2 separate regions of the Mus musculus genome follow, and region 1 is linked to region 2. A link is a loop called in an ENCODE intact Hi-C map of the cell type or tissue named here. Cell type or tissue: gastrocnemius. All regions are shown on one strand. Links, peaks and the distances in the headings refer to the core of each region. The heading gives the core; the rest is flanking DNA.

The links. Hi-C counts contacts between places; a loop is a spot of excess contacts. Peaks named below come from ENCODE experiments on the same cell type or tissue, not always from the same donor. Only the 100,000 strongest peaks of a DNase experiment are listed, where the experiment ranks them.
Region 1: a loop joins it to region 2, with 4 times the contacts of the local background. A loop is called at or near these places in 18 of 42 quality-filtered maps.

The regions. Positions count from the first base shown.
Region 1 is chr9:95,856,270-95,859,183 of GRCm38, forward strand. It overlaps 1700065D16Rik (RIKEN cDNA 1700065D16 gene), which reads right to left and starts at 1,613. Exons shown (of 2, transcript NM_001271569.1): 1 at 1,238-1,613. The coding sequence starts at 1,487. It overlaps Atr (ataxia telangiectasia and Rad3 related), which reads left to right and starts at 1,328. Exons shown (of 47, transcript NM_019864.1): 1 at 1,328-1,514. The coding sequence starts at 1,456. In gastrocnemius, for the core only: no CTCF peak of the experiment used is centred there; DNase peaks (open chromatin) are centred at 1,354 and 2,110; H3K4me3 peaks cover 1,768 bases; H3K27ac peaks cover 1,514 bases.
Region 2 is chr9:95,495,942-95,498,855 of GRCm38, forward strand. All of the region lies in intron 3 of U2surp (U2 snRNP-associated SURP domain containing), which reads right to left. Among named protein-coding and RNA genes, the nearest start is that of U2surp, 15 kb to the right of the region's middle. In gastrocnemius, for the core only: no CTCF peak of the experiment used is centred there; no DNase peak of the experiment used is centred there; H3K27ac peaks cover 990 bases.

The DNA of each region.
Region 1 (2,914 bases), core at 224-2,723, 360 kb after region 2:
TTGCACCCCCCTCCAAACTCAAGGGTAGCTTTGACTAGCTCTTGCTATTGTTTCAGACTGTGCCTCACCATGTAACCTAAGGCGGCTTAAGCTGGTTACCATGCTGCCTCCGCCTCTAAAGTGCTAGAATTATAGCCATGTAGTGCTGTGGCCAGCTTATTGTCACTCTGTGGAGAGCTATCAGTACCTCCCTACCACTTACCGACACTGGGTGATGGTGCTGTCCCTCAGTTGTGTTGGATCATATTCACAGATAGCCTAGGACATATGTGGACTGCCCATGGTGGCCCACCAACGGCACTGGGAGGAGAGGGGGTGGTATTGGAATGTAAAGTGAAAAACAAATAATTGTTTCAAAAATTGCTTTTTGGATTAGATTTGCCAGAGCTCTGCTGTTTGGGGTCCTGCACTTCAGAACTGCAGTGCTACTCAGTGATGAATTACATACTGGGTTGTTGTTGTTGTTGGTGGTGGTGGTAGTGGCTTTTGGTTTTGTTTTGTTTTTTGAGACAGGGTTCCCCTGTATCCCAGACTGCCCTTGAGCTCATTATAGAGCTAAGGATGGCTTTGAACTCTTGATCCTTCTGCCTCTATACCCAAAGTAAGGGGATTGTAGGCATGTGCAACTATGCCTTCTTTTTTAAAATCGTTTAACTGTAGTTTGTTTAGTACTCTAGGTCCTCTGTGCCCGAGCCTCACGAGCTAGGTTAGTGCTCTTCCACTGGACTGTGCCCTCAGCTCTGTCATTATTGTCATCTTTCTCAACATGATTTCAAAATAGCTAGCTTTTCTTGCTTTTTAGCAGATACACTATTTTTCATAGTTGCCTGTCCTATGTTAGGTTTCTATTGCTGTGATGGAACACAATGATGGAAAGTGACCTGGGAAGGAAAAGGTTTGCTTCAGCTTAAAGTTCCTCGTCACAGGGCATCACTGAAGGAAACGGGGCAAAGGGATGGGTGTTCAAAGTACAGCTTTGCAGTCAGAGCGCATCTGGCTGCCATTCCACCACTTTTTAATTTTATTTTTGGAGGTTGTATCAATAATTACCCTTGTGTCCTAAACAGCAAATGTAAGGATTACTGCATGGCCTTACCTAGTTAAATATGCCATTCGAACATAGTGAAATATCTAACTTTGTTGGGTCGTCAGGTCCCTCTCCGACCCAGATCCTAGCTTACGGCTTCCCTGAGCATCCAGGTTTGAGCAAAAAATACCCGTGGAGTAGGTCACGCACTCGCCTGGGAGGGAAAGTGGGCGGGCACGTCCGCTGTCGGCTCCGCCCCTGTCGCCTCTGGGATTTCCCCAGGGTTCCAACCGCAACCGAGAGCGGCTTCCGGGAGGAGAATTTTGGACCTCGCGGGGCTCCGTCGACGCTCCGCCCTCTCCACCGGAGGCGGCTGTGGAGAAGCCCGGCGCCGGCGGCGGCTGTTTTGAGAGCCGCTCGGTGTCACCATGGGCGACCACGGGCTGGAGCTGGCGTCCATGATCCCCGCCCTGCGGGAGTTGGCCAGGTAGGGCCGCGCGTCGTCGCCAGCTTCGAGTCGCCGGGTCTCCTCGGCCCGCGCCGCGGCCTGTGGCCGCCGTTCCCTCCCTCACAGTGGCAGTTGGCCGGAGCGCCGTGGCGACCCACGTGCCGGGGTGACCGTGGCAGCCGCGGCTCGGCTCGCGGGGAGCCAGTCCACGCGAGCTGCTTCCCGCTTGGCCTCGAGAAGGGTCTCTTCTGGCCATCTTACCACACTCGTTTGCTTCCCGAAAACTTCCCCCGGGTCCTGGTCCTTTGGTCGTTGTTGACGGAATCCATTGGCTGAGGTTTTGTTTGGGAATCACGGCCCCGCTTCTGAGGGAAGCGCGGCGGTTTCTCCTCCGAGAGAGGCCGAGCGTCGGCCAGCCCGCTACTCTAGTCGGAAGTCCCCGGGACTGGCCACGGGTCCACGGAGTCCAACGTGCACAGCGTCCCCCAAACTAAAACACGCGTTGGTGTTCATCTGCAGTTGCCTCTTTGAGGCTCGCCGCCTTCAATCCCAGAATTTGGGTGGCAGAGGTGCCCCTAGGCCAGCCAGGACTAAATAGTGAGACCTTGCCTCTGGAAAGACAAAGACAAGAGAAAAAAGGGGGTGGGGGGAAGCAAACCCCTTGTTTCTGTCAACCTCGAGAGTCAAAGGAGAACCGGGTTCCAATCAGAAATTAGCGCTTGCCACGCCCCTTCTGCGCTCTAGGTTTTCCTCTGTCAGGACACCGCAGCCATTGAGTTCTCAAGTCGGTTCTCTCAGGCTGGAAAGTTTGCACGTAGAGTTAGTGCTGACCTTAAGTCTGTGAGCTATCAGTTTCCTTTTAGTTTTGCACCGCAGCGATGTTCATTTCCTCCTGTTGGCCATACCAAAAACCGAAAACCTAAATTAGAGGATAAATGAAAAGACCACTTTTGTACTGTCTGAAGGGTTTTTTTGTTTGTATGTTTGTTTTTTTACTTTGCATGAATGTGGCAAATAGACTTTGTGGGAGCAAAAAAAAAAATCATTAAAAATTTGAATTTAGTAATTTCTGTCTAAAAGTATATGAGATAAAGTGATTTTGGAAAACTGATAATACAAATTTTGTCATCACTGAAATTCTGGAAGGCAGGGACCAACACCTGAGGTTGTTCCCTGTCCTTAACTCATGTACCGTGGCACAAGAACCTATATTCATATGTACATACATACATATATATCTCACATGCGCATACAGACTTTTTAAAATGATTAAAATTTTAAGTTTAACAGCTATTAATATATTAAAAACTTACATAATTCAACAATAAAAAAGTTTGATGAAAAAAATGAATAAGGAAATTGAGATTTTTCTCCAGAGAGAATATAAAATAGCTAATAAGTAAAGGAAAACACAGATGTTTGATATGATTAAAAGTAAG
Region 2 (2,914 bases), core at 256-2,755:
AAAAGCAAAGAGATTATTTTGTCGTTACATACAAATTTTACTGTTACCTATAAGTGTAACGTACTTTAATGATAACTTCATCTTTAGAAGTAAAGTACCCATGCAAAGAAAAACTGGCACACTCCAAACTTAGATCTCAGGCATCATTCTAATGTAAATAGATAGTAATTAAGGGATGCTTTTTATTTCCGAACTCAAAGTCAGTTACAGGCAAGAGCCATTTTTTAAAGGGAAATAAAGGTTAAAAACCAAAGAAATAAAAAACAAGGCTTAGGAGAAAAGAAAGCACAGAGGAGGGCAAATAGACACTGCAGGAAAGGCAGCAGCTATGACAGGAAACACCCTCAAATGGGAGGATTAAAATCACATCACATCCGTAATTAAGTACCTCATTTATCAAAAACACTGATATAAACATAATTTCATTTTTTATTGAGAATGTACCATCTACTTTGCATTCAGATTTCAGCATATATAAATCTTTATAATATTTTTGAATATACATGATCATTCCTAATCTGAAAATCTAAAATCTGAAACACTTAACACCACAAGTGGAACATTTTATATCTGATCTCAAAGAACAGGTTGCAGTCAAATTTCAGGTGTAAAATACTGTGCAACAAATTACCTTTGGGCTATATGTGAAGCTATACATAAGAAAGAGATGAGTTTTATGTTTAGTCTTGGGTCCTATGCCCAAGATACCTCATGTATATGAAAATATTCCAGAAGTCAAAATCTTAAATAAAAAAAGGAAAAAAACAATAAACATGCCAAGCAGTTCAGATAAATGAGTCAATTTATACAAGAAAACTGTGCCTGGCAGCACTAAGTAAACACACTGGGTTTAAAGAATAGAGTGGGATTCTTTCTTCCCTCTTCCTTCCTGCCCCTGTCCACTGCCATCTTCACAACACTGCCAAGCTAAGATGTGGACCAAGCTCAGGAGCTGCCTCTGTCTGATAGAGCAGCTCTCAGCCTCACAGAAGCTTCTCCTTGCAACAGTGAGAGACCACTGCAGAAACTACAACTGTTCAAAATACAGGGACTAACTAACTAACTGATTGAGGGGCACTAAAACACAACTGAAAGAGCAGATCTTAAGAGCCAGAGACCAGGAAGTCTGCTGATAGACTGTCTCCTAGAAATGACAGCCATGAAACCTTATATGGCTGCCTAAACATGACCTGAAATAACACCACCAACAGACATGCTAAAGTGGAAGAAGGAAATCTCCAGTGGCCCTACCTCTAGACAGAAGCCAGGCAACTAAAGACTGCTGAGAAGGAGATTTAGTCTTCCCCAGGGATGAGGCCCACAACTGGTTATACAATACCAAGAGGAAAGCCCTGAAATCATACATACACAAGCAACACTAAAACAACTCAGCAGCTTGTACTTAGTCATTTATGTGTATATATGCATATACATATATATATGTACACATATATATACACACATATCAATAATAATAAAAGGGGTGTGATTTGAGAGGAAGTCAGGAGGTGGGAACACAGGAGGGGATAGAGGAAGGAACTAGAAGGGGGAAATCATGATATAATTTTATTTAAATTTTTAAACATTAAGGAAAAGTACATGAAGTTGGGGGGAAAGGGGGATGTAAGAGGGATTGAAAGGGGAAGAATGGAGGGTGGATTTGATCAAAATCCATTTATATAAATGAAATTCTCACGTATTTTAAAAGAATTAATTATAAAGACAGGAACTCTTAATGTAGACCAGGATAGCCTTGAATTCACAAAGATCTTTTTTTGTTTGTTTGTTTTTTGTGTGTATGCATATGAGAGACAGGGCTCGTGTGCCAGAGCATATGTGTGAAGGCCAAAGAACTTAAGCTAGCTAGTTCTCTTCAGCCATCATGTAGGTCCCAAGCAGCAAGCTGGGGTGTCAGGTTTGATGGCAAGAACCCTTACAACTTGAGCCACCTAACCAATCCAAAGAAACATTTTACTGAAGCCTTCATTATTACAATTTAGAAAGTTTCCTTCTAAAATCTGATCTAAATAGTCTATAGGCCTTTAGTTGTTTCATGTTACTCGGGATTCACAAATGTAAAAGGTAGGGCAGTTAATTAAATACAAGCCTAAAATACTGAAATCTTAAGTTTTTCTCTTCCTTACTAAAATAAGAAGCTAACAAAGTACTTTGGAAGGATATTATGGTGAGAAACATTGAGGCCACCTATTTTGAAGGTTACATTAAAAGCCCTCTGTGAAAGATAATCAGTTAATAACACAAAAGTCACTTCTCTTTCTCTCTCCCTCTTTTAAGATTTCTATTTTCTGAGTGTTTTGCCTGCACATACTCAGGTGCACTATGTGTGTGCCTGGTGCACAATGAGACAGAGGAGCATGTCAGAGCCCCTGGAAATGCAGTTACAGAGAGTTGTAAGTCACCTGTGGGGTACTGGGAACTAAACCTACAGTCCTGGGCAAAAGTGCTCTTAACCACTGAGCCATCTCTCCAGCTCCAACAATCAAATTTTCAAACAGATTCAAAATCATCTTTTCCTCAGAAAAGAAAAAATGTCTTGCCATCATTCACTGTAATTATAGTTAGCTTCAAATGAAGACTACGTTGAAACTGAAGGAAAAACACAATTCTAAGAAACTAAATGTATAGCCAGGCATGGTGGCACACACCTTTAATCCCAGCAGTCGGGAGCCAGAGGCAGGCAGATCTGAGTTCAAGTCAGCCTGGTCTACAGAACAAGTTTCAAGACAGCCAGGGCAATAGAGAAACCCCTTCTCAAACCAAGATGGAGGAAAAATAGAAGGAAGTAACAAAGAAAGGAGAAAGAAGAAGAAAAAAGAAAAGAAACAAAATTTGCATGCTCAAATTTTTGTTTATAAATCCAAAGAGAAATGGCAAAAAAAATTTACTGAATGTT